2 separate regions of the Homo sapiens genome follow, and region 1 is linked to region 2. The links are chromatin loops, found by intact Hi-C in ENCODE. Cell type or tissue: heart left ventricle. All regions are shown on one strand. Links, peaks and the distances in the headings refer to the core of each region. The heading gives the core; the rest is flanking DNA. Region 1 overlaps GLE1 (GLE1 RNA export mediator). Region 2 overlaps SPTAN1 (spectrin alpha, non-erythrocytic 1).

Region 1 (17,485 bases), core at 5,080-13,079, 72 kb after region 2:
AGTTCGAGACCAGCCTGACCAACATGGTGATACCTCGTCTCTACTAAAAATGCAAAAATTAGCCAGGTGTGGTGGCGGGTGCCTGTAATCCCAGCTACTCGGGGAGGCTGAGGCAGGAGAATCGTTTGAACCCAGGAAGCGCAGGTTACAGTGAGCCGAGATTGTGCCACTGCACTCCAGCCTGGGTGACAAAGCAAGACTCCATCTCCTCCCTAAAAAAAAAAAAAAAAAAAAAAAAAAAGCAAAGCAGATCTGAATTACTTTCCATTACCTGAAGTCCTGAAGTCAATGTTTTAATTAATACAGCATCTCCAGTTGAGAAATACCCTGTCAAGTTCCTAATCACTTCAAGAAATGTCACAAAAGTTTCAGAAATATCCTGTCATTCAGTTCTCTTATCAAAAAAAAAAAAAGCCAACCATGTGGACCCCACTGGCTGAATGCCCCATCTAGCATCTAGCCTCTCTCCATACCTCTCTAGGTAGGAGGAAAGTTAGTTAGCTTCCAACCCTAGACTGACGTGGCCTCCCCATGCCACAGCAACATCATGTCCTTATTTAAGATTTCTTCTAATTCTAACCACTCATGGACATCCATCTTTTTTTTTTTTTTTTTTTTTGAGCTGGAGTCTCACTCTGTCACCCAGGCTAGAGTGCAGTGGTTCGATGTCACCTCACTGCAACCTCTGCCTTCCGGGTTCAAGTGATTCTTCCACCTCAGCCTCCCAAGTAGCTGGGACTACAGGTGTGTGCCACCACGCCCGGCTAATTTTTGTATTTTTAGTAGACACGGGGTTTCACCATGTTGGCCAGCCTGATCTCAAACTCCTGACCTCAAGTGATCTGTCTGCCTCATCCTCTCAAAATGCTGGGATTACAGGTGTGAGCCACCACACCCGGCGACATCCACTTTTTTTTTTTTTTTTGAGATGAAGTCTCACTCTGTCACCCAGGCTGGAGTACAATGGCACGATCTTGGCTTACTGCAACCTCCGCTCCTGGGTTGAAGTGATTTTCCTGCCTCAGCCTCCCGAGTAGCTGGGATTACAGGCGCCTGCCACCACATCTGGCTAATATTTGTATTTTAGTAGAGATGGGGTTTCACCACATTGGCCAGGCTGGTCTTGAACTCCTGACCTCCTATGATTCACCCACCTCAGCCGCCTAAAGTGCTGGGACTACAAGTGTGAGCCACTGGGCCCAGCTGACATCCACCTTTTTTTTTTTTTTTTTTTTTGAGATGGAGTTTTGCTCTTTTTGCCCAGACTGGAGTGCAATGGCGTGATCTCAGATCACCGCAACTTCTGCCTCCTGGGTTCAAGAGATCCTCCTGCCTCAGCCTCCTGAGTAGCTGGGATTACAGGCATGCACCACCATGCCCAGCTAATTTTGTATTTTTAGTAGACACAGGGTTTCTCCATATTGGTCAGGCTGATCTCGAACTCCTGACCTTGTGATCCACCCGCCTCAGCCTCCCAAAGTGCTGGGATTACAGGATTACAGGCGTGAGCCACTGTGCCCGGCCCACCTTTTTTTTTTTTTTGAGACGGAATCTCGCTCTTTCACCCAGGACGGAGTGCAGTGGTGCTATCTCGGCGCACTGCAAGCTCCGCCTCCCGGGTTCATGCCATTTTCCTGCCTCAGCCTCCGGAGTAGCTAGGACTACAGGTGCCTGCCACCACGCCCAGCTAATTTTTTGTATTTTTAGTAGAGACAGGGTTTCACCGTGTTAGCCAGGATGGTCTCGATCTCCTGACCTGGTGACCCGCCAGGCTCGGCCTCCCAAAGTGCTGGGATTACAGGCGTGAACCACCGCGCCCGGCCCACCTTTTTAAAAAAGAGAAGAATTAGGTGATCCTTCCCTCCTATTCATTAAACGCTTACTGAGCACTAACTAGAGCATGTTCTGTGTCTGGCTGGACTACAAGATCTTAAAGGACTTAAAGTCTTGATGGAGACAAAGGGAGAGTCAGGAAATGTGTAGAAAAATTAAAAAAGGCAAAGATATAGACTAATTCGATGTGGTGAGTGAAAGAGAGGCAGCAGTCATAAAGATGACTCCCAGGTTTCCAGCTAAGATTACTGAGTAGATAATGGTGCTACTGATTACTCAAGAGAAAACAGCAGACAAAGAGGGCTAAGGAAGATGATGGGTTTGGATTTGAACACATTAAACTTGAGGCAGCTAAGAGACATATAGGCAGAGATGTCCCTCAGGTAGCTGAAGCTGGAGAATCTGAAGCTCAGAAGAAAGGAATAAACCAGAGGTAGGTTTGGGAGTCATCAGCATTCAGGTAATGTTTGAAGCCCTGTAAGTAGAGAGAACGAAAAGAACTGCAGGATAAGAGTAGATCCCAGCCGGGCACAGTGGCTCATGCCTGTAATCCCAGCACTTTGGGAGGCCGAGGTGGGCAGATCATGAGGTCAGAAGATCGAGACCATCCTGGCTAACACGTTGAAATCCTGGCTAACACGTTGAAACCTGGTCTCTACTAAAAATACAAAAAATTAGCCGGGCGTGGTGGCAGGCGCCTGCAGTCCCAGCTACTCGGGAGGCTGAGGCAGGAGAATGGCGTGAACCCGGGAGGTGGAGCTTGCACTGAGCCGATATAGTGCCACTGCACTCCAGCCTGGGCGAAAGAGCGAGACTCTCAAAAAAAAAAAAGAGTAGATCCCTAGGAATCACCTACAATTAGAGTGGGGTAGAAGACTAAGAAACCCACAAAGGGGAGAGAGAGAGAGGGAGAGAGGGAGAGAGAGAGAGGAAAGGGTAGTGAGGGAGGGAGGAGAAGAACCTGGAAAGTAATGGCACCATGGAGGCCAAAGGAGTAGAGTTGCACAGAGAAAGCAGCAACAGTGCCGAACAGAAACCTCAGGAAGATCAGCAAACACTTAGAAGACATAGGATCAAGGGAGACTCATGTTAGGATGTGAGGGGCTCACATATATTTACAGGCTGAGAGAGAGGAGCCTATAAAAAGGAGTAATCACAGAAAACAGGAAAGGCAATAAACGATGAGGCAGTCTGACAGGAGACAGGAAGGAAAGGGAACAAGGGCAGAGGTGGAAGGGTAAGCCCAGCAGCAAGGACGCCTCATCCAGTGACACAGGAGACTAAGAGGTAAATGTCACTGTGCAGTGGTGGAGGGGCTCTGAGGAGCTCACACTGGATGTCTCCATTTTCCTGATGAAGGAGGTACTGACCCTGTCTGCAGTCAACAGAGGGGAACTGGGAACGGCCATCGAGGTGTGGAGTGGCTGTCCAGTCAACCTCTCTTGCTTTGCTGTTGCTATCAAAGGACACAGCACTTTAAATTCCAAAAAGTGATATGTTATTTATTTATTTATACCTTGCCCTGTTCCAGAAAGAATTTCAGGCAGCAAAGTCATATGTAAGTTTTGCTGGACTGCCTATCAAGGGCAGGAACTGAAATTTTCCTATGCTTTCCAGGCAATGAGAAGTGAGTCGGGGAACGGAACCCACGATGCGTCAGAGGAGTGTTCCAGTTGCACACACACTCCCCAGCCACCTGGCAGCTCAGTCTATAATCTGGAGGCTTCCACATCTACAGCTCCATACAAATGAACCTCTGGTTCTAAAGAAGTTTCTTCCTTGTCTGGTTCTCACTTTCTAAACCTCAGTCTCTGGAGAGAAAAGGAGTCCTGGAGGATGAACAAGGCGAGCTTGGAGTAATTTGGAAAAGCTAATGTTGTAGGACAGAAGCAAAGCCTGCAAGTCACAGCCTAGGTTCCCTGAGTGATGTTTTCAGCAGTAAACTGCAACTTCAAAGCTAAGAGCCATCCTAATAATTTGCCATAAAAGGTAGCTTGTTAAAAATGAGTCAAAAAGGCCGGGTGCAGTGACTCACGCCTGTAATCCCAGCGCTTTGGGAAGCTGAGGCGGGCGGATCACAAGGTCAGGAGGTCGAGACCATCCTGGTTAACACGGTGAAACCCCGTGTCTACTAAAAATACAAAAAATTAGCTGGGCGTGGTGGCGGGCAGCTGTAGTCCCAGCTACTTGGGAGGCTGAGGCAGGAGAATGGCGTGAACCCGGGAGGCAGAGCTTGCAGTGAGCCGAGATTGCGCCACTGCACTCCAGTCTGGGTGACAGAGCAAGACTACATCTCAAAAAAAAAAAAAAAGGGGGCTGGGCACAGTGGCTCACGCCTGTAATCCCAGCCCTTTGGGAGGCCGAGGCAGGTGGATCACCAGGTCAGGAGATTAAGAACATCCTGGCTAACACAGTGAAACCCCGTCTCTACTAAAAATACAAAAAATTAGCCGGGTATGGTGGTGGGCGCCTGTAGTCCCAGCTACTCAGAAGGCTGAGGGAGGAGAATAGAACAGCGTGAAGCCGGTAGGCGGAGCTTGCGGTGAGCCGAGATCACGCCACTTCACTCCAGCCTGGGCGACAGAGCAAGACTCTGTCTCAAAAAAAAAAAAAAGAAAAAAAGAAAAAAAAAAGAGTCTTCTTTTTTTGTTTTTGAGACAGAGTCTCGCTCTGTCACCCAGGCTGGAGTGAAGTGGTGTGATCTCGGCTCACTGCAATCTCCGCCTCCTGGGTTCAAGCAATTGTCCTGCCTCAGCCTCCTGAGTAACTGGCATTATAGGTGAGAGCCACCACACCCAGCTAGTATTTGTATTTTTAGTAGAGACAGGGTTTCACTATGTTGGTTAGGCTGCTCTTGAACTCCTGACCTCGTGATCCGCCCACCTCGGCCTCCCAAAGTCCTGGGATTACAGGCGTGAGCCCAGCCATGATTATATCAGGGAAACAAGATGTATGTCACTTATATGTACCCGATCCAACTGTAAACATTTGTTTGAATATACTTTTATAGGAACCTTACAGATACATAGATTTGGAGTCTGAAAGATAATACAATGAAATGAAAGGTCATGTTCTCAACCCCTCTGACCAACCTGCAATGGTAGAGATTTGGCTCACTGGGATGGTAGCAGCCTTCTGGAGGTCCATCTTTATCTTTTTGGCCTGCCAGAAGAGAACAGTGAGAAAGCAGTGTTCTGAAGAGCTGAGTAGATGTCACTTAGAATCAGGTAAAGTGACATGCCAGCTACATTCCTTTGGGACACGAAGTGATCATTCTCTGAGAACCATCAAGTCCACAAAATTACTGCCATATACCTCTCCCCTACCTGACTGTCCTTGCTGTTGGTCAGGCCCTCAAAGGTCAACACACACTGCATGGAAGCATCCTGCAGCTGCTGGTACCACTGCATTGTAATGTCTTGTACCTTCACCTGGAGGTCTGAGAAATAAAAGAGAGGTTTTAGTAATAGCTAGTATTTACTGAACATGTAATATGAGGCAGGCACTGTTATAATCACTTTATGTATGTACTGACTGCTTTAACTGTCACCATAACTATGAAATAGATACTATTATTATCTCCATTTTATAGAAAAGGAAACAGGCACAAAAAGGTTAAGTGATTTGCCATGGTCACATTACTACTAAGTAGAAAAACTAAGGCTGGGTGTGGTGACCCACGCCTATAATTACAGTACTCTAGGAGGCCAAGACAGGCCCAGGAGCTTGAGACCAGCTTGCACAACATGGTGAAATCCCATCTCTACAAAAAATACACAAATTAGCCAGGCAGGGTGGCGCATGCCTGTAGTCCCAGTTACTTGGGAGGCTGAGTGGGGAGGATCACTTGAGCCTGGGAGGGTGAGGCTATAGTGAGCCATAATCATACCACTGTACTCCTCCAGCCTGGGTAACAAGAGTGAGACTCCTATCTCAAAAAAAAAACAAAAAACAAAAAACGCTGGGCGCAGTGGCTCATGCCTATAATCCCAGCACTTTGGGAGGCCAATGCTGGCAGATCACCTGAGGTCGGGAGTTCGAAACCAGCCTGACCAACATGGAGAAACCCCGTCTCCACTAAAAATACAAAAAAATTAGCCAGGTGTGGTGGTGCATGCCTGTAATCTCAGCTACTCAGGAGGCTGAGGCAGGAGAATCGCTTGAACCTGGGAGGCGGAGGTTGTAGTGAGCTGAGATTGTGCCATTGCACTCCAGCCTGGGCAACAAGAGCAAAACTCTGTCTCAAAAAAAACAAAAACAAAAACAAAACACACCAAAAAAGAAAAATTAGACTCCCAGGCTGGGTGCGGTGGCTCACACCTGTAATCCTAGCATTTTGGGAGGCCGAGGCGGGTGGATCATGAGGTCAGGAGTTTGAGACCAGCCTGGCCAACGTGGTGAAATCCCATCTTTACTAAAAATACAAAAATTAGCCAGGCACAGTGGCAGGCACCTGTAATCCCAGCTACTCGGGAGGCTGAGGCAGGAGAATTGTTTGAACCCGGGAGGCAGAGGTTGCAGAGAGCCAAGATCGCGCCACTGCAATCCAGCCTGGGCAACAAGAGCAAATCTCCATCCCCTCCCCGCAAAAAACAACAACAACAACAACAACAACAAAAACCAGACTCCCACTGATCTGGCTCCAGAGTCAGCACTCTCAAACACTATGGTACACTGATTCTTTTTCTTTTTTTGAGACGGAGTCTCACTCTGTCACCAGGTTGGAGTGCAGTGGCACCACCTCAGCTCACTGCAACCTCCAGCTCCTGGGTCAAGCAATTCTCCTGCCTTAGCCTCCCGAGTAGCTGGGACTACAGGTGCGTGCCACCATGCCCAGCTAATTTTTTTATTTTTGGTAGAGATGGGAGTTTCGGCATGTTGGCCAGGCTGGTCTCGAACTCCTGACCCCTTATACGTATTACACCAACACATATCTGTGCGCATTTATTTAAAATACTCAGCAGCAGCAATAATTGAAATAATGTATCTGCTAGAGTTATACAGAATTTCAAGTCCTCACGCAAAGTGTTGGAATCGTAAATCAGACTCTACATCAACCAAAACTGAATGAAATACATTACATAAAATTCTGGTTAACTGTCCTACAGTTTAACACAACATTCAAAACATGCTCTTGTTTCTCTTCACATTTGAAACTTACGAGTTAAAGGACCACATCCATACTGAAACCCACCTTCATTCTGTTTCCCTCCTGGGCCCTGGCTGGGAGCTGGGGGCTCTTTGTGGGCCTCTGGTCCCTGCTGCATCTGTGCCTCTTGCAGCTTTACCTGGGCCTCTTCTTCATCCTGCCTCCTCTTGTCTTCGCAGGCTCTGGTGATCTCCTGCCCCAAGTTCATCAGGAGGTCCCGCATTTCCCGCAGAGCTCGCTCAGCCTCAGCTTGACTCTCTGCTGTGGGATAGCTGCTCTGTCAGAGTGACGGAGATGGTGCTTAGTGGTCATTCCCTAGGTAAATCATACCTCATACAAGTCAATAAATTTCCTGCAATTGGAATTGTTGCACCAATGGAGTATCCACATTCAACGAATTGATACTTCTTTCCCTGTTCTCTTAAAGGTATTAATAATTCCAACTTACTGTCACATCCATAGTTTCTAAGTATAAATTGGTCTGTATTCTCAGCAACAAGGGCCAGCGTAATTTTTTAAAAAGTTTGTGACAATATGTTAGACAAAAATAATACTGTTTTATTATAATAATAATTATTTTTTGAGACAGAATCTCCATTGCCCAGGTTGGAGTGCAGTGGCAAGATCTCGGTCATTGCAACCTTTGCCTCCCAGGTTCAAGTGCTGCTCGTGCCTCAGCTTCCCAAGTAGCTGGGATTACAGGTGTGCGTCACCACACCCAGCTAATTTTTGTATTTTTAGTAGAGACTGGGTTTCACCATGTTGGCTGAAACCTACTGGTCTCGAACTCCTAGCCTCAAGTAATCCGAGAATCGCTTGAACCTGGAAGCCGGAGGTTGAAGTGAGCCATGATCACACCACTGCACTCCAGCCGGGGCAAGAGTGTGAGACCCTGTCTCAAAAAAAAAAAAAAAAAAAAAAAAAAAAAGCAAAGCAAAGAAACAGGGCAGGTACAATGGCTCGTGCCTGTAACCCCAATACTTCGGGAGGCTAAGGTGGGAGGATCACTTCAGCCCAGGAGTTCAAGACCAGCCTGGGAAACATAGTGAGATCTCTATTGCTAATTTAAAAACAAAACGAAACAAAAAAAGTTTGGCACCGTGGCTCACACCTGTAATCTCAGCAGTTTGGGAGGCCGAAGTAGGGGGATCACTTCAGCCCAGGAGTTAGAGACCAGCCTGAGCAACATGGCAAAACCCTGTCTCTACAAAAAAATACAAAAATTAGCAGGGCATGGTGGTATGCGCCTGTAGTCCCAGCTACTCAGGAGACTGAGGTGGGAGGATCACTTGAGCCCGGGAGGCAGAGGTTGCATGAGCTGAGACTGTGTTACTGCACTCCAGCCTGGGTGACAAAGGGGAACCCCATCACAAAAAAAAAAAAAAAAAAAAAAAAAGACTCCAGAATAAGCAGGTATAAAAATAAAGAAATAAATAAAAGAAACAAAATAAAATGTTAACAGTGGTTACTTCTAGGTAAAGAGATATGGAGATAACAAGTAATGTTTGGTATTTCCCCCAATAAGCAGATAGCAGGTATTACTTTTTAAGTCAGAAAACAGTTTTGCTTTTAAAGGCTTCCATTTCAAAGACAGCAAAGAGTCACTCTGAAGCCCCCCTCACCTCTGAAGAGGCCCGGATGATCCCTGAGATGAGGCTGCACAGCTGGTTGCCTCGGGTCTGGAAGGCAGCCAGGTCGACCTTAAGCAGGGCTTTGTGCTGCTCAGAGGCATCCAGCTGCTGGCTGAGCTGCAGCATCTCCTCCTGCAGAGCATAGAGGGCCCGCAGGCGGATCTGGCCTTCTTCCTTCCGAAGCCGCTCCTGTTCTGCTTGCTTCACGCGCTGCTGCTCTGCTTCCCGCAGCTTCAGGTTGAGAATCTGTAGAAAAGGGCTGAGTGACTTCTCTCTGAGGGGTTCCTGGGCTTCTTCTTTCTACAGTCCTCAAATTCTACGTGGGCTACATATTTTCACAGATGGGCTCAGAGCAGGAAGAGGACATCCCAAGGTTAGTCATACACAGGCATAATACGGCCCAGATCCTCCATGGTGGCCATCTGCCAAAACCTGGCTCTCCAGGCAGGTTACAGACAGACACCAAAACACCCACACCAATTCTGCCAGGCTCTGACCTTTGCTCTGTGACGGTGCTCAGCTTTTAGCTTCTCTTGGTGTCCCAAGGCTTCTCTGGAGCTGCATGAAAAATGGCAGGGAGGAATAGTCAGGGATACTTCCTGAAATTGTTTTTCTTTCTTTCTTTTCTCTCCCTCTCCCTGCCCTCCCTTCCCTTCCTTCCCTTTTTCTTAGAGATGGGGTCTCGTTATGTTGCCCAGGCTGCAGAGCATAGCTCACCACAGCCTCAAACTCCTGGACTCAAGCAATCCTCCTGCCTCAGCCTCTCTAGTAATTGAGACTACAGCTGTGTTCCACCACGCCCGTAAAATTGTTTTACCTCTCCTAAAAGCCTCCCTCTTTGTGTTCCTTTGGTTGTCTCTCCAAGTTTGGTCTTTTTTCCAGGTTATAAAATTCTCTGCCTATTTTACCTTGATATTTAAGGACTCAGAAGTTGTTCAACTCTTTCCCTTTGGAATTCCTCTTGGGAAAGAGTTCCAGTTGAACACATCAACATTCCCAGTCATAATTCAGGGAGACTCACCTCTTCTCCATTACTTCCCGCAAGTCCTGGAATTCTTTATGCTGCTTCAGTTCCTTCCATTCATCAAACCGCTTCAGTTGTTCAGATGCCATCTCCGAGAGGGCTTGCACCTTCCTCTCCTGCTCCTCCTGCCATAGCCTCAGGCCCTCCTGAAAAGGTTTTTTTTTTTTTTTTTTTTTTTAAGATGGAATCTCTCTCTGTCGCCAGGCTGGAGTGCAGCTCACTGCAACCTCCAACTCCCGGGTTCAAGCGATTCTTGTCTCAGCTCCCCAAGTAGCTGGGACTACAGGTGCCTGCCACCATGCCCAGCTAATTTTTGTATTTTTAGTAGAGACGGTTTCACCATGTTGGCCAGGATGGTCTTGATCTCTTGACCTTGTGATCCGCCTGCCTTGGCCTCCCTAAGTGCTCGGATTACAGGCGTGAGCCACCTCGCCCGGCCGAAAATGTTTAACACCTGCTCTCTGGAGCGCCTTCAACACCTTGATCATTTACCCCTGCGGGCTACCTGCCCATCGGCCCCTAACACCATCAGAGATACTTAAGGGCATGGAATCAGAACCTTTGCAGGAATATCCTTTCTCCTTTTGCTTGATCTTTAAGCTCAGCTGTTTTGGAAAGCTCTTCCAATTGCCCCATATGGTTTATGTCACTCCAGTACAAGTTGGGAACGGACAGGAATTTAGCAACATGACATCAAACAGCCATGCACTATTAAGCTTCCATCCTGTGTAGTCTTATGGGGTTCATTGGTAATTTACGGAAATCCTCATTCTAATTCCATAAACAAGCTATACACATTCCTATCTCACTGATTTTGTTAATCTCTGCCTCGAAGATTTTCTCCTGGACCTCCACTAAGGAAAGTCCTTTTCCTTAGTACCTAAGGGTATCAGATATTGAATTTATCATTTCATGAGAGTACTCACATATGGTTAAAGGCAATTTGACATTTTAACTATCAAAATTTGAAGTGTCTATATCCTTTGACACTTGTTCCATTTCAGGAATTTATCCTGAGGAAATGCTTGTATGTGTGTGCAAAGATATATGTACAAGAATGCTCACTGGAGCCCTGTTGATAACAGCAATACATTTAAAACCACTTAACTGGGGAATGACGACACGTATTATAGTACAGTCATACTGCAGAATACTATGCAGCCCTTAAAGATGACGAGATGCCAGCTAGCATGGAGATATGTCAAAATCTACTGTTAAGACATTATGTTATTTTATTTTAAAACATAATTATATTTTATTTTGTTTATTTGTTTATTTTTGAGACAGGGTCTCACCCTGTCATGTAGGCTAGAGTGCAGTGGCACACTTATAGCTCACGGCAGCCTTGAACTCCTGAGCTCAAGGGATCATCCCAACTCAGCCACCTGAGTAGCTGGGACTAAAGGTGTCCACTATCACACGGGGCTAATTTTTAAATTTTTTATAGAGTCAGGGTCTCACTATATTGCCCAGGATGGTCTAGAGCTCCCGATCTCAAGCTATCCTCCCACTTTGGCCTCCCAAACTGCTGGGATTATAGGCATAAGCCAACTGTACCCAGTCTTAAAACTTATTTTAAAGCTTCCAGCGAAAGAAGGCAAACTAAACAAGCATATATGTCCTCTCCTCTGGGACTCTGTTAAAGTGAGAATTGGAAAGAAAAAAAAGACATAACACCACATAGAGCATGAGAGATGTCACCAGCAGGGAAAAATCTTCTACATACTTCTGGAAAACAGTCAGTGGAGAAATAGCCAGGTGCACTGGCTGAGATCTGTAATCCCAGCACTTGAGGAGGCCAAAGTGGGAGGATCACTTGAGCCCAGGAGTTCGAGACCAGCCTGGGCAACAGAGAGACCCCCGTCTCTACCAAAAATTTAAAAATTATCTGGCTGTGGTGGTGCACACCTGCAGTCCCAGTTATTTAGAAAGCAGAAAGAGCTGAGGTAGGAGGAATGCCTGAACCCAGGAGGTCAAGGCTGCAAGGAGCGGTGATTGCACCACTGTATTCCAGCCTGAGCAACGGAGCGAGACCCTGTCTTTAAAAAAAAAAAAATAGTGGAGAAGCAATAAATGATAGAGCAGAGCTGAGAAAACCCAAGGATACACACACACACACACGATGTGTGTGAGAAGCAGACGATGCCTCACGGGAGCAGAAAGCCAATCTACCAGCCGAACTGCAGAGTCTCAAGACTGGGAAATGCCACGACTCATATAGGTGGGCCTCATCAGGCTGAAAACGGAGCTACCGGCTAAATGTTTGTAGACAAAACAGTCAACTCTTGCTGTCTTCCCCTAGTCATTAGATCAAAACAGCCAAGAGCCAAGCATTTGTGCTATAATGATTTTATTGTATTTTTTATATATATATACATATATATACATATATACATATATATACATATATACACACATACATATATACACATATACATATATACATATATACACACATACATATATACACATATACACATATACACACATATACATATATACACATATATACATATATACACATATATATACACACATATATACATATATATATATATTTTTTGGAGACACAGTCTCACACTGTCACCCAGGCTGGAGTGCACTGGCACCATCTCGGCTCACTGCAACCTCCGCCTCCCAGGTTCAAGCGATTCTCCTGCCTCAGCCTCCCAAGTAGCTGGGTTTACAGGCATGTGCCACCACGCCCAGCTAATTTTTGTATTTTTAGTAGAGACGGGGTTTCACAGTGTTGGCCAGGATGGTCTCGATCTCTTGACCTTGTGATCCTCCCGCCTCAGCCTCCCAAAGTGCTGGGATTACAGGTGTAAGCCACGGGTGCCCTATTGGGGAACCTGCCCCAATAGTCATGTAGGTTCTTTTCTATTTTCCCTAAGCATTGGCCAGCTTGAAAAATAAAGGGACAGAGTACAAAAGAGAGAAATTTTAAAGCTGGGCATCCGGGGGAGACATCACATGTCGGTAGGTTCTGTGATGCCCCACAAGCCGTAAAACCAGCAAGTTTTTATTAGGGAGTTTCAAAAGGGGAGGGAGTATACGAATAGGGTGTGAGTCACACACATCAAGTACTTCACAAGGTAACAGAATATCACAAGGCAAATGGAGGCAGGGCGAGATCGCGAGATCACAGGACCACAGGACCACAGGACCAGGGTGAAATTAAAATTGCTAATGAAGTTTCAGGCACCACTGTCATTGATAACATCTTATCAGGAGACAGGGTTTTGAGAGCAACCGGTCTGACCAAAATTTATTAGGCAGGAATTTCTTCTTCCTAATAAGCCTGGGAGCGCTATGGGAGACTGGGGTCTATGTCACCCCTACAGTCTACAGACCATAAAAGACGGCCACATGCAGGGGGCCATCTATAGACCTACCCCCAGGCGCGTATTCTCCTTCCCAGGGATGTTCCTTGCTGAGAAAAAGAATTCAGCGATATTTCTCCCATTTGCTTTTGAAAGAAGAGAAATATGGCTTTGTTCTGCCCAGCTCACCGGCGGTCAGAGTTTAAGGTTATCTCTCTTGTTTCCTAAACATTGCTGTTATCCTGTTCTTTTTTCAAGGTGCCCAGATTTCATATTGTTCAAACACACATGCTCTACAATTTGTGCAGTTAATGCAATTATCACAGGGTCCTGAGGCGACATACATCCTCTTCAGCTGACAGGATTAAGAGATTAAAGTAAAGACAGGCATAGGAAATCACAAGGGTATTGATTAGGGAAGTGATAAGTGTCCATGAAATCTTTACAATTTATGTTTAGAGATTGCAGTAAAGACAGGCATAAGAAATTATAAAAGTATTAATTTGGGGAACTAATAAATGTCCATGAAATCTTCACAATCCATGTTCTTCTGCCATGGCTTCAGCCAGTCCCTCCATTTGGGGTCCCTGACTTCCCGCAACAGTGCCCAGCTTTTTTTTTTTTTTTTGGAGTCTCGCTCTGTCGCCCAGGCTGGAGTGTAGTGGTGCAATCTTGGCTCACTGCAAACTCCGCCTCCTGGGTTCAAGCGATTCTCCTCCCTCAGCCTCCCAAGTAGCTGGGACTACAGGTGCCTGCCACCATGCCTGGCTAATTTTTGTATTTTTAGTAGAGACGGGGTTTCACTATGTTGGCCAGGCTGGTCTCGAACTCCCGACCTCGTGATCCATCCACCACGGCCTCCCAAAGTGCTGGGATTACCAGTGCAAGCCACCATGTCCAGCTATTTTATTTTTATTTTTTATTTTTTAGAGACGGATTCTCAACTCTGTCACCCAGGCTGGAGTACAGTGGTGCGATTTTGGCTCACTGCAACCTCCACCTCCCAGGTTCGAGTGATTGTCCAGCCTCAGCCTCCTGAGTAGCTGGGATTACAGGCGTGCACCACTATGCCTGCCTAATTTTTGTATTTTTAGTAGAGACAGGGTTTTACTGTGTTGGCCAGGCTGGTGTCAAACTCCTGACCTCAAGTGATCTGCCTGCCTCGGCCTCCGAAAGTGCTGGGATTACAGGTGTGAGCCAACAGGCCCGGCCCTGTGCTGTAATGATTTTAAAACAGATCTGCAAATTGTCTGACAATCCTTCCATACCCTCTACTTCAACCTGAGTGGACTTTATGACTACCGTGACTAACAGAATACGGAAAAAAAAAAAAATAGGCCAGGCACGTGAGTTTTTTTTAAGAAAATGAATAAACTGTCCAGAAACAGCTAATCAGTATGGGAACTAGTATTCCAAAACAATATGCTGGCACTTAGGAAGTCCTAAAGCTTAATAACCTTGTTTCTGATTATTCCCCTTGAATCTCTGATCTGATTACTAGCAATAAGGATCTTTAGATAACTGAGGAATCTCTATATCCTAAAAGGGATCAAGATGAACAAATAAAAAATAATGAATCCAGAAGGACATGTATATCAAGGAACACAAGTGAATCTGAAAAAGAGCTCTGAATATGATAAGAAATGAGAATAAGATGCTCTGAAAAAGGAAGAAGTGGAGAATACAAAAAAACTCATGAAAATTAGACATAATAAATACATATATATTTTTTCAATCAACAGGTGGAGAATAAAATATAGAAATCTTCTAGAAAACAAAACAATAAGACAAAAGGAAAATGAAAGAAAGAATAGGACATATAGAGGATTAACTTAGGCAATGGAGAGGTGAACTAATCAAGGGGAAAAATTTCCAAAGATGCAGGAAATAAATCTTTGAATTAAAACAACTCTGATATGCAGAATTAGTCGTTTCTCACCATCTCCATTGCTACCACCCTACTCTAAGCAACCACCATCTTTCACCCAGATTACAACAATGTTCCAAATATTTTACTTATTTCTCTTGTTTACTTCTGTCTCTTCCCACCACAATATAAGCTCTATGTCTATAATGTTTACTGTTTTATCTAGACCTGGAACAGCATCTAGCACATAGGTGCTCAGCAAATATTTATTGACTCAATGACCAATGAGGCAAGATGTTAGAAGACTTTCATTTTCTTTTTCTTTTTTTTTTTTGAGATAAAGTATTGCCCTGCTGCCCAGGCTAGAGTGCAGTGGCACAATCTTGGCTCACTGCCACCTCTGCCTCCCGGGTTCAAGTGATTCTCCTGCCTCAGCCTCCCCAGTAACTAGTATTATAGGCATGTGCCACCATGCCCGGCTAATTTTTGTATTTTTAGTAGAGATGGGGTTTCGCCATGTTGGCCAGGCCAGTCTGGAACTCCTTATCTCAGGTGATCCACCTGCCTCACCCTCCCAAAGTGCTGGGATTACGGGCATGAGCCTCCGTGCCTGGCCAAGACTTTCATTTTCTAAATTCCTGTACTCTGAAACATTTTTACAAGATCATGCATTGCTTTCCTAATTAAAAAAAAATACATGCTGGGCGCAGTGGCTTATGCCTGTAATCCCAGCACTTTGGGAGGCTGAGGTGGGTGGATCACCTGAGGTCAGGAGTTTGAGACCAGCCTGGCCAACACGGTGAAACCCCGTCTCTACTAAAAAATACAAAAATTAGCCAGGCGTGGTGGCAGGCGCCTGTAATCTCAGCTACTTGGGAGGCTCAGGCAGGAGAATTGCTGGAACCCAGGAGGCGGAGGTTGCAGTGAGCCAAGATTGCACCACTGCACTCCAGCCCGGGCTGACAACAGCAAGACTCTGTCTCAAAAAAACAAAAACAAAAAACAGGCCGGGCACGGTGGCTCATGCCTGTAATCCCAGCACTCTGGGAGGCCGAGGCGGGCAGATCACGAGGTCAGAAGATCAAGACCGTCCTGGCTAACACGGCAAAACCCTGTCTCCACTAAAAATACAAAAAATTAGCTGGGCGTGGTGACAGGCACCTGTAGTCCCAGCTACTTGGGAGGCTGAGGCAAGAGAATAGCATGAACCTGGGAGGCGGAGCTTGCGGTGAGCCGAGATGGTGCCACTGTACTACAGCCTGGGCAACAGAGCAAGACTCCATCTCAAAAACAAAAACAAAAACAAAATACAATCAAATAAATTAATTAAAATAGTGCTGCTATTTTTTCAAGAGGCTAAGGTCCTGACTGGGCATCGTGGCTCATGCCTGTAATCCCAGCACCTTGGGAGGCTGAGGCAGGTGAATCACCTGAGGTCAGGAGTTCGAGACCAGCCTGACCAACATAGTGAAACCCCGTCTCTAGTAAATAGAAAATAAAGTAGCTGGGTGTGGTGGCGCGAGCCTGTAATCCTAGTTACTTGGGAGGCTGAGGCAGGAGAATCACTTGAACCTGGGAGGTGGAGGTTGCAGTGAGCCAAGATTACACCACTGTAGTCCAGTCCAGCCTGGGCAACAAGAGCAAAAACTCCACCTCAAAAAAAAAAAAAAAGAGGCTAAGGTCCCATTTTCTCAGAATAAGCTTATCTAACAATCCCAGACCATTTCCAAATTTTGGAGAAGTAAATGGAAGCCAGAAAAGGCTAAGTAATTTTCCCAAAGTCACATGTAAAATGTAACAGCCAGGATCTGAAACCAGACTTGACTTCAGAGCACTCACTCCTGACCTCTATTACACTACCCCCAAAACTAAACAGTAGGTGGGAAGGATGAGTAGCATACAGTGCCCATTCCTACGCCCTGGGGAACTGCAGTTAAATGTGGCTCGCAGGATCAAGGCTGCCTTCCTTCATGGGTTCACTTACTGTTCCTTTCATTCTGTGTACCAGTTCGTACATTCGGACGCAGCCTTCCACTTTGATCCCCCGTGAGGACTGAAGTACCATAGATTCTGTGTGCTGGGACTCATCTTTGCCCTATATGAGCAGAAAATGGAAAAATAATTAAAAAATAAGTTTTTAATATGGTAAAGTTGGTGTTATCTCTTCTAGACAAAGACCACATCCCAACTTATGAACAACCACCAATAACAAGAGCAAAAAAAAAATTTAGGTCAGAACTAGTGTGCTTTTCATGAATGACATTGACTTTGTTCTAATTGTTTTCTTTAATAAATTGATGTTTGTTACTTTGGGTGATTTTTTGGGTTTTTCTATGTTTTTTTTGACTTGTTTGTTTTACTCTGCCTAGAAAATGTTTCCCCTTTCTTCAGATCAGTGTCCATTTATCCTGGGATGCTTTGGATGGAGTATCCCCAACCTACATCCCTAAGCTTCCATCCTCCTGGCTTCAGGAGAAAGCTGGCTATCAAAGTACTCTATCCTCAGGCCGGGTGTGGTGGCTCACGCCTGTAATCCCAGTACTTTGGGAGGCAGAGGTGGGCGGATCACAAAGTCAGGAGTTCGAGACCATCCTGACCAACATGGTGAAACCCCGTCCCTACTAAAAACACAAAAATTAGCCAGGCGTGGTGGCACGC
Region 2 (11,333 bases), core at 3,307-11,306:
GTGAATTAGCTTTCAACAACGTACATTTCAACAACGTACATTTCAACAACGTACATTTCAACAACGTAGCTACTTCTAAAAACCTAAAGTCCCTTAGGGCTAGGCATGCTGGCTCACGCCTGTAATCCCAGCACTTTGGGGGACCAAAGTGGGTGGATCACCTGAGGTCAGGAGTTTGAGACCAGCCTGACCAACATGGTGAAACCCCGTCTCCACTAAAAATACAAAAATTAGCTGGGCACGGTGGTGTGAGCCTGTAATCCTAGCTACTTGGGAGGCTGAGGCATGAGAATCGCTTGAACCTGGGAGGCAGAGGTTGCAGTGAGCTGAGATTGCGCCACTGCACTCCAGCCTGGGCAACGGAGCAAGACTCCGACTCGAAAATAAATAAATAAAATACAAATAAAAACAAATAAATAAAGTCCCTTAGGATCTTTCAGCCCACCCAATTCATTGGAAAGAAACTCTAATTGGCCTAGGTTATAATGCTCACAACCCTTTGAGTAAAGAACAAGAGGAAGGGCATGATGGCTCACGCCTGTAATCCCAGCACTTTGGGAGGCCAAGGCGGGTGGATCAGGTGAGGTTAGGAGATCAATACCAGCCTGGCCAACTTGGCGAAACCCCGTCTCTACTAAAAATATAAAAATTAGCCAGGCATGGTGGCGGGTGCCTGTAATCCTAGCTACACGGGAGGCTGAGGTGGGAGAATTGCTTGAACCCAGGAGGCAGAGGTTGCAGTGAGCTGAGATCACGTTACTGCACTCCAGCCTGGGCGAAAGAGCAAGACTCTGTCTCAAAAAAAAAAAAACAAAAAAAACCCAAAAAAAACAAAAAAAAAAACAGGAGGGCAGGAGGGCTGAGCTTGGATGCAGATGTCCTCATGGCATCCCTAGGTGACATTTTCAACCCGTGTGTTTATAGGAGTCAGAAGGTGGACCCACTGTCTCCAATAAGAGGTACTGGGATTTATAAAGGTACCTAAAATAAATTTCTGAAAGAATACTTATGTTATCAGAAACATTCTGTTGAGGGGGTAAGGCTGTTGCCCATTCATATCATCAATGACCAAGTTTTGCTACGTAAGAAAAGGGAAGAGTGAGAAAAGGAGAGAAAGTTGAATAGAAGGAAAGGTGTATACCCATGCCTGGCCCAGTTAGAAATCTACTTAATGAGGAGAATAGTCAGAGCCAGTGGGGGAAGGAGGCCACAAGACACAGACCCCTCTCAGCCTAGGTCCTCAGGAGAGGTCAGACAAGGTGACTGAGCGGGTTCAAAGGTGGACACGGAAAGGTTGTTGAGGGGAGGCTTTTTGTTTTTAGCTTTTCATGCTTTCTTCATATTTCTGGGGACACACTTTTAAAATTTCTTTTTACTTTTTGTTTTTTATTTGCTTGTCAAACTCACCACTGTACTAATGAGGAGAAGGCCTACTTTTTTTCTTCTTCTTTTTAAAACATTTTTATTTTTATTTGTAGAGCCGGGGTTTTGCCATGTTGCCCAGGCTGGTCTCCAGTTCCTGGGCTCATCCACCTGTGGCAGCCTCCCACAATGCTGGGATTACAGGTGTGAGCCACAACACCTAGCCAAAAGATCTACTTTTATAAAGTCAGAATCTGCTGTCTAACTTGCCTGTAACTCAAGTGATGTATTCCTGAAGAGCTGGGTCAGGAGGGAAGATGCTAGAACTGAGACACAGGCAACCAGTTACACAGGCAACCAGTTACACAATCACAGTTATAAATGTATCACATAAAAAACCTCAGCCGGGCCAGTAATCCCAACACTTTGGGAGGCCGAGGCAGGTGGATCACCCGAGGTCAGGAGTTTGAGACCAGCCTGGCTAACACAGGGAAACCCTATCTCTTCTGAACATACAAAAATTAGGAGGCATGGTGGTGCATGCCTGTAACCCCAGCTACTAGGGGAGCTGAGGAAGGAGGATCGCTTGAATCTGGGAAGCAGAGGTTGCAGTGAGCTGAGATCGTGCCACTGCACTCCAGCCTGGGCAACAGAGCGAGACTCCGTCTCAAAAAAAAAAAAAAAAAAAAAAAAAAAGACTTTCTCCCTGGCTGTGTGCTGTGACTCAGGCCTGTAATCCCAACACTTTGGAAGGCTGAGGCAGGCAGATCACCTGAGGTCAGGAGTTAAAGACCACCCTGGCCAACATGGCGAAACCCTGTCTCTACTAAAAATACAAAAATTTGCCAGGCATGGTGGCACATGCCTGTAGTCCCAGCTACTTGGGAGGCTGAGGCAGGAGAATTGCTCGAACTGGGGAGGCGGAGGTTGCAGTGAGCCGAGATTGTGCCACTGCACTCCAGCCTGGGTGACAGGGCAATACTCCATCTCAAAACAAAACAAAACAAAAAAACACACCTTCTCCCTGTATTCTTGGTCAGGGATGGCCCATTCTGGTTAAGCCATATTCACACCCAGATTTGTCCAGAAAAATGTCTACTGTAGTGGGGAAACATCTCATTCCTCCCTTTACATCTCTGTATTGGGCATCTCTGAAGCCTTTCTTAGGCCACAGGATAAAGAGGCCAGGCAGATGGTGAATGAAGGCCTGCCCTCCTTTACATGTGTAGTTGTTCTCGTGTTCACATCATTTCCCTTTGGACCGCCTCTTACTGGTGGGACCCTGCCAACAACAGTGCTCCCTGCTGCAGCATATCCTGCACCAACATGGGTAATCAATGCAACCTAACTGTACTGAGCATTTGACAGACACTCTGCTTTTGTATATTAAGCATCACATTTTAGAGTTAACAGATTCAGAAAGAAACCAGCCCAAACAAGTCCAGAAATGACTAAAGACTTAAGCTGAATATTCAGAGAAAGGCACACCAGAAAAGGACATATTTCATGATCTCGCAAAACTCTTGAAAACAATAATTTGCAAAGGAGTTCTTACCTTCCACGGGGAGGCTGTCTTGGAATCAGTTTCATCCTATTCAAAGAAAGAGGAATTTAGGCAGCCAAGCAATTGACCATGAAACAAAGCACCTGGCCTTTCCAGCGAATGACTCTAGTTTCCCCCAGGGGAGATCCCAGATACTAATACATTAACCAAAACAGCATTTTCCCTCCATAGTTTGGCTGGTAACAAACTACAAGGCTGGTTAAGAAAAATTAAGCCAACAAACAGGGGAGAGAAAAATTCCAATTTTTTTATCCAGTAGAAGAAATGGAGAGAATAAAGAAATTTAATAAGAAAACCACCAACTTTTATGTTGTACTCATAAGATTGTCTGCAAAGGGGTAATAAATGAACCTAAAGATAGCTATAGAAAAAGTTTTAGAAAACTGAAGAGACAGAAGACTTTTTTTTTTTTTTTTTTTTTAGAGCTGTGCTTTGTGTTGCATGCCTGTTGTCCTAGATACCTGGGAGGCTGAGGTGGGAGGATTGCTTGAGGCCAAGAGTTCGAGGCTGCAGTAGGCTATAACTGCAGCTGTGAAAAGCCACTGACCTCCAGTCTGGGCAACAAAGCAAGACCCTATCTCTTAAAAAACAAACAAACAAACAAAAGACCGAAAAAAAAAAAAACCAACTTTTTTTGTCTTTTGGAGAATGGCAAATAGAAATCAATTTCTGGGCTGGGCATGGTGGCTCACGTCTGTAATCCCAGCACTCTGGGAAGCTGAGGTGGGCAGATCACCTGAGGTTGGGAGTTCGAGACCAGCCTGGACAACATGGTGAAACCCCATCTCTACTAAAAATACAAAAATTAGCTGGGTGTGGTGCCACATGCGTGGAATTCCAGCTACTCAGGAAGCTGAGATGGGAGAATCGCTTGAACCTGGGAGGTGGAGGTTGCAGTGAGCCAAGATCACACCACTGCACTCCAGCCTGGTTGACAGAGTGAGACTCCGTCTCAAAAAAAAAGAAATCAATTTTTGGAGTTTTCCACAAATCTTTACACACAAAAGGCATCTGAGGTTCAGGAACAGCAATTCTGATGAAGAAGTTCTTGGCTTGATATTCTTCCCAAGATTTAAGTCCTTCTCATGTTCAAGATCCACACACAGCACCCGAAACTTACCCTGGGCATCATGCCATACACTTCCTACAAGGAGAGAGAGAAACCAGTTTTATTATTAGAAGAAATACACATCTCTCAAGAATACTTATTATGGCCAAACCTGGAAACACAGGAGATAATTCCAAAAGGACAAATGGAAATGCCAGTCCAAATGTCCAGCAGAGCTTCAAGTATTTATATATAAACTTTTTCTTTGAGGAACTTATGAAATTACCATTAGTTAATGGCTATATAAACATTAAATATTTAATGAGCTTACGGAGAAGACAGAAGCCCCCACCCCCCTCCAAACCAAGTGAAAGTGAGGGATATGGGTATAAAGAAGTTAATCAAAATGGTTTTGGTCACATAGAGGACCTGACCTACAGCCAAGCCACAGTTCTGTGTTATGAAACACTGCTTGTTGGGCTATGACAGACACAAGAGGAACAAAGCTGCATCCTTACAGCAACAGAGCCTCACTCCAAGATGGAGACACCTACCTGTTGTTGCACAGCCTGCACCTCCTCTGCCATGAGACCTTCAGACTCCAGGTCTTCAGCTACCTTGTTAATGTCCTTCAACCGTGACTCATTGGCCTTCAGGTCCTTTAAAGCAAAAGCCATAATAACTAAAACCCAAAATAGCAAGCCAAAGTCAAAGGAGACATAGTCACAAACTATGGCTTGAAACTATAAGGATTCTTCTACAGAGGCCTACCAAAAAAAAAAAAGGGGGGGATTAAAAAAATAAGCTATGGCTGGGGGCATGGTGGCTCACGCCTGTAATCCCAGCACTTTGGGAGGCCCAAGTGGGCGGATCACCTGAGGTCGGGAGTTCGAGACCAACCTAACCAACATGGAGAAACCCTGTCCCTACTGAAAATACAAAATTAGCTGGGTGTGGGGGTCCATGCCTGTAATCCCAGCTACTCGGGAGGCTGAGGCAGGAGAATCGCTTGAACCCGGTAGGCAGAGGTTGCGGTGAGCTGAGATTGCGCCATTGCACTCCAGCCTGTGCAACAAGAGCGAAACTCCATCTCAAAAACAAAACAAAACAGGCCGGGTGCGGTGGCTCACGCCTGTAATCCCAGCACTTTGGGAGGCCGAGATGGGTGGATCACGAGGTCAGGAGTCCAAGACCAGCCGGGCCAATATGGTGAAACCCCGTCTCTACTAAAAATACAAAAATTAGCTAGGCGCGGTGGCAGGCGCCTGTAATCCCAGCTGTTCGGGAGGTTGAGGCAGGAGAATCGCTTGAACCGGGGTGCGGCAGAGGTTACAGTGAGCCAAAATCGTGCCACTGCACTCCATCCTGGGCAACAGAGCAAGACTCTGTCTCAAAACAAAACAAAAACAAAACAAAACAAACAAAAAAAGCTATAAGGATCTGTTCAACAGGTATCCCTATGGATTGGTTTTCCCAGTCCTCAGATAATTATTGGACTCAAATTTACTTCATTAACTGTAGTTTTTTGTCTTTTTTGGAGACGGGGTCTCACTGTCACCCACGCTGGAGTGGAGTATTACAATCATGGATCACTGCAGTCTCTACCTCCCAGGCTCAAGCAATCCTCCTACCTCAATCTTCTGAGTAGCTTGGACTATAGGCACACACCACTATGCCCAGCAAATAATTTTATCAAATAGAGACTTTTTTAAAACCTCTTTTTGGTTTTAAAATAATGTTTTAAAAATGTGATGAGGCCAGGTGTGGTGGCTCACACCTTTAATCCCAGGACTATGGGAGGCCAAAGCAGGAGGATTGCTTAAGTTCAAGACCAGCTTAGGGCAACATAACCAGACCCCTATCTCTACAGAAAAATTTTTTTTCTTTTTTTTCTCTAATGAGACTCAGTCTCACTCTATTGCCCAGACTGGAGTGCAGTGGCGTGATCATGGCTCACTGCAACCTCCGCCTCCCGGGTTCAAGCGATCTTCATGCCTCAGTGTACCGAGTAGCTGGGTCTACAGGCAGGCGCTACCACGCCCAGCTAATTTTTGTATTTTCAGCAGAGATGGGGTTTTGCCATGTTGGCCAGGCTAGTCTCGAACTCCTGACCTTAGGTGATCTGCCTGCCTCGGCCTCCCAAAGTGCTGGGATTACAGGCATGCGCCACTGGGCCCGGCCAGAAAAATTTTTTCAATTATAATAATGGATGTGGTAGCCTATGTGCATAGTCCCAGCCACTCGGGTGGCTGAGGTGGGAGGATCACTTGAGCACAGGAGTTTGAGGTTACAGTGAGCTATGATCATCCACTGCCCTCTACCCTGTGTGAGAGAGTGAGACCCTATCTCTAAAAAATAAATAAAAACGAGATAAAATTTTAATGCACAGTTACTATAGGAGAAATAAGTTCTCCCTCCTCATTTTAATTTGTTGTAAGAATCCTTTTAAGTGGTGGAATGGATAAACAATGTGTAGTATATTAGGCCGGGCGTGGTGGCTCACGCCTGTAATCCCAGCACTTTGGGAGACCGAGGCGGGTGGATCACGAGGTCAGGAGATCAAGACCATCCTGGCTAACACGGTGAAACCCCATCTCTACTAAAAATACAAAAAATTAGCCGGGCGTGGTGGCGGGTGCCTGTAGTCCCAGCTACTCGGGAGGCTGAGGCAGGAGAATGGCGTGAACCTGGGAGGTGGAGGTTGCAGTGAGCCGAGATTGCGCCACTGCACTCCAGCCTGGGCAACAGAGAGAGACTCTGTCTCGAAAAACAAACAAACAAACAAAAAAAACGAACAAAACAAAAAAACCCAAAAACAATGTGTAGTGTATCAAACAGTGAAATATTATTCAGCAATAAAAAGGAATGGAGTACTGGTATGTGCTACAAAAAGGATGAACCTGGAAAACATTATGGGCCGGGTGCGGTGGCTCACACCTGTAATCCCAGCACTTTGGGAGGGCAAGCTGGGCAGACGGCCTGAGCTCAGGAGTTTGAGACCAGACTGGGCAACATGGCAAAACCTTGTCTCTACAAAAAATACAAAAATTAGCTGAGCATAGTGGTGCATACCTATAATCCCAGCTACTCAGGAGGCTGAGGCAGGAGGATCACTTGAGCCCAGGAAGCGGAGGCTGCAGTAAGCCGAGACTGGGCCACTGCACTCCAGCCTGGGCAACAGAACACCTTGTCTCAAAAAATAAATAAATAAAAGAAAGAAAACCTAAACAAAAGAAGCCAGTCACAAAAAGTGACATAACGTGATTCCATTTATATAAATGTCCAGAATAGGTAAATCTGGAGGCAAGCAGCAGATGAGTGGCTGCGTGGGCCACTGGGGTTAGGGAGAATGGCAAATGAATGCTTGACGGATATGTGGTTTTCTTCTGAAGTGACACAAATGTTTCGGAACTAGAGGTGGTGGTTGCACAACACTGTGAATGTACTAAATACCACTGAATTGTACAGTTTAAAATGGCTAGCTTTGTGAATTTACCCCAATTAAAAAAAAAAGAGTACTTTCACATCTATTGTAGTTTAGGCTTAGAAAAGTTCTTATAACAACATGTAGAGAACATAGCATATCTTTCCTTAAAACTAAATTTGTCCAAAAAGGTTTCAATTAAAGTCTTTTAAAAATAGCTACACAGGCCAGGCATGGTAGCTCATGCCTGTAATCCCAGCACCTTGGGAAGCTGAGGTGGGCAGATCACTTGAGGCCAGGAGTTCAAGACCAGGCTGGCCAACATGGCAAAATCCCGGTTGTACTAAAAATACAAAAATTTGCCAGATGTGGTCGTGCGTACCTGTAATCCCAGCTACTCGGGTGGCTGAGGCATGAGAATCACTTGAGCCTGGGAGGCAGAAGTTGCAGTGAGCTGAGATCGAGCCACTGTACTCTAGCCTGGGTGATAGAGTGAGACTCTGTCTTGAACAAAAAAAAAACTGAGGCCGGGCACGGTGGCTTACGCCTGTTATCCCAGTACTTTGGGAGGCTGAGGCAGGCGGATCACCTGAGGTCAGCAGTTTGAGACCAGCCTGACCAATATGGTGAAACCTCATCTCTACTAAAAATACAAAAACTAGCCAGGCGTGGTGGTGAGCTACTCGGGAGGCTGAGACAGAACTGCTTGAACCTGGGAGGAGGAGTTGCAGTGAGCCGAGATCGCACCATTGCACTCCAGCCTGGGCGACAAAAGAGAGACTCTGTCTCAAAAGGAAAAAAAAAAAAATTGAAAAAAAAAAAAAAAAAAAGCTACATACATGATGGAATATAATCTATGTAATTTGCATTCCAGTAATTTGCAGTCAGAAATCAAGAGACTCTGGCCAGGCGCAGAAGCTCATGCCTATAATCCCAGTACTTTGGGAGCCTGAGGCGGGTGGATCACCTGAGGTCAGGAGTTTGAGACCAGTCTGGCCAACATGGTGAAAACCTGTCTCTACCAAAAAATACAAAAATTAGCAGGGCGTGGTGACGCACATCTGTAATCCCAGCAACTCAGGATGCTGAGGCAGGAGAACCACTTGAACCCAGGAGGCAGAGGTTGCAGTGAGCCGAAGTCATACCACTGCACTCCAGCTTGGATGACAGTGAGAATCCATCTCAAAAAAAAAAAAAAAAAAAAATCAAGAGACTCAAATCTTTAAACAAATTTTCAGCTGAGCCTGAAGACTGCCCATACCTTCTGGAAGTCATCAAACTTCTTCTGGAGCACCTCAACCTGCTCCAAGTCTGCTCCGACCTCCTCACTTGTCAGAGCGGCTTCCTTCTCATTGATCCATTGCTGTAGTTCATTCGCTTCACGGAACAACATAAACTTCTTGCAACTCTTCTCCAACATGCCTTTACGCTTCTCACCCAGTTCCAGCAGAGAATGATATCTGATGGAATTCAAGAGGGTGACAAGAGGGACAAGGAAGGCAGTTAGCTGTAGATGCTAACATAAAGGCAAACCACGAGGTGTCTCCAAGATGTGGATTCCAGGCTACGAGTTTGTAATGATGATGCCCTAGTAACAGAGTTATCAGATGAAGACGAGGATCCCAAGTACCCACGCCACAGCCTGAGAGATATGCGCACACTGTACTGTTCACAACCAGGTGGCTAGAACAGCCAGGCACACTTATCCCCAGGCCGATTCTGCACTTAGAACAACACAACCACAAGGGACTGAAACCAAGCGCTTAGCACAGTAACACAGGGCTCATGCAACTACAGTGGAGAGACGAGATGAACTTGCTGGGCAGAATGTATACAGAGGGTTTTTCTGTCTTTTATAATTCTCTGAAGAGCCCCCAGGCTGGGGTGAGGTGGGGGAGGGTACACTGAGCTTTAAAATATCCTCATATAGGATGTTTTATCTCCATATTAGTAGGACATTTCTAAAATGATACATTCAGCTCTCAGAAAGTTTTGGCAAGTTCAGAAGGAAAATCAGGCACAGTACTGAGTATCTGTGCCATTCTGTTACTTGAAAGATTTCTTAAGAATCAAAGAATATTCTAACCCTCGGGAACTAAAATACAAAAGGCTGAAATATTATCTTTGAACACGAAAACAACAAACAATAAAAAACTAAAAATTAAAAAAAACTAGAATCATCATCAAATCTAAGTGTCCCAAAGTAAAATAAAAAAGCAATGAGTTACCAAGAATCAGAGCACTTTAAGAGAAGCATATGATTTCCTTCCTACTAAGGAAAACTATAGAACAGGCCTTCAGGTTTGCTGCTGATAGTGGCTGGTCCACCACAAAAACCAACAGGAGGGAGAACCAACACCACTCTGAACACACAGCTGCACATGGAAGCAACCAATGAGATAAGCAGTCATCGACCGACACAGCTGCACCGCGACCTCTTCCCTTGTGAGCCAAAGCTGCTGCACGGACAGGCAGTTCCTCCCACCACCTCATCTTTCTGGATGGACAAAGGCCTTCAAGAGAAGCGGCAGAGGGAGAATGGATAGGGTAGCAGTGGACATTGGTGCTCTGCAAGACTCTCAGCCTACTCACAGTTCTTCCACCTGCTTCATACGCAGAGATACACTGCCGGCCTCCTTAGTTATGCGTGTCCTGCACAGAGGGGGCACAGCAAAAGCATGCACGAATTAGTGGGGTTAATCCACAGGGATGAAAGGCAGCAGCTCCGACTGGTGCCATGATGGTGGATGCTTAATGTTGGGAAACTATGGAGTTATTCAACAGGTCTAAGGAGCAGTCTAAGTCATGAGTGACATGACAGTAAAGAAATAGCAGGAAAATTAGAGGGTTAGTTCACCTTCATTTTCCTGGCGGGTCTGCCATGCTTAAGGCAGATTTTCCTGTGCTGAAAACACTGGTAACTTCACAGAGCAAGGTCAGGGAACAGACTGGACTACCCTTAGAAAGAAATTTTACTGAGTGCTAACAGGCAATTTAGCCACGTATTTGATCTTTTTCCTCTTATATTTATGACCCAGACTACTGGTAAGAATACAAACCAAGGCCAGGCGTGGTGGCTCACGCCTGTAATCCCAGCACTCTGGGAGGCCAAGGCGGGCGGATCACGAGGTCAGGAGTTTGAGACCAGCCTGGCCAACACAGTGAAACCCCATCTCTACTAAAAATACAAAAATTAGCTGGGCATGGTGGCATGTGCCAGCAGTCCCAGCTACTTGGGAGGCTGAGGCAGGAGAATCACTTGAACCCAGGAGGCAGAGGTTGCAGTAAGCCAAGATCACACCACTGCACTCCAGTCTGGATGACAGAGCGAGAATCTGTCTCAAAAAAAAAAAAAAAGAACACAAACCAAAACCTCCCATTCTTATCTCTATAGTAACAGAATCTATAAAGTGGACAAATAACTCTGATCTTACTGAGGATCACTGGAGCCCAAAAATTTCACTATTCTACCCAAACTCTAGTGGGAATGTATTTCCTGGATATTTCCCAAGTGTCCAAAACTGCTGATTCCACTAGTGGAGTCAGAAATACCCTAAAGGAGGGACACAGGGCAATATGGGGGCTCAGCTAGAGGAAAGAGGACAGAGCCATTTCATTACAAAATTCCATTCTCAGAACTCAAAGCTATGGCAGACAGAGAAGCTCTGAAAGCAGCTTTTCAAAGTGGACAGAGCTGTAGGGGCGTAGAGTATCTGAAAATCCAATTTCAAAAAGCATCTCGAACCAAAAGGCAAATGGCAATGATTAGAAAAATTCTGGTTAGGAAAAACTCATGAACACTGGTGGAAAAAAAACAAAGCAATATAAGTCATCAGTCAGGGGTCTGAGACCCACACAGGGAGGTCTGTGGGCTCAAAGTGGGGTGGAGACAGCAGGAGGCGTGCAGGTGGGCTCCAGGAGCCTCAGGACACGCC

What was found. Peaks named below come from ENCODE experiments on the same cell type or tissue, not always from the same donor. Only the 100,000 strongest peaks of a DNase experiment are listed, where the experiment ranks them.
Region 1: it touches region 2 in a loop (1.8-fold over the local background); 7 of 110 quality-filtered maps call a loop at or near these places.

What each region holds. Positions count from the first base shown.
Region 1 is chr9:128,514,966-128,532,450 of GRCh38, reverse strand. It overlaps GLE1 (GLE1 RNA export mediator), which reads right to left. Exons shown (of 16, transcript NM_001003722.2): 3 at 16,812-16,922; 4 at 9,635-9,783; 5 at 9,111-9,171; 6 at 8,605-8,859; 7 at 7,028-7,259; 8 at 5,160-5,272; 9 at 4,926-4,995. It overlaps LOC101929270 (a long non-coding RNA gene), which reads left to right. Exons shown (of 4, transcript NR_188457.1): 4 at 3,451-3,840. Among named protein-coding and RNA genes, the nearest start is that of GLE1, 19 kb to the right of the region's middle. In heart left ventricle, for the core only: no CTCF peak of the experiment used is centred there; DNase peaks (open chromatin) are centred at 7,183 and 8,690.
Region 2 is chr9:128,591,700-128,603,032 of GRCh38, reverse strand. It overlaps SPTAN1 (spectrin alpha, non-erythrocytic 1), which reads right to left. Exons shown (of 57, transcript NM_001130438.3): 23 at 9,991-10,050; 24 at 8,660-8,858; 25 at 4,529-4,633; 26 at 4,047-4,070; 27 at 2,918-2,953. Among named protein-coding and RNA genes, the nearest start is that of SPTAN1, 45 kb to the right of the region's middle. In heart left ventricle, for the core only: no CTCF peak of the experiment used is centred there; no DNase peak of the experiment used is centred there.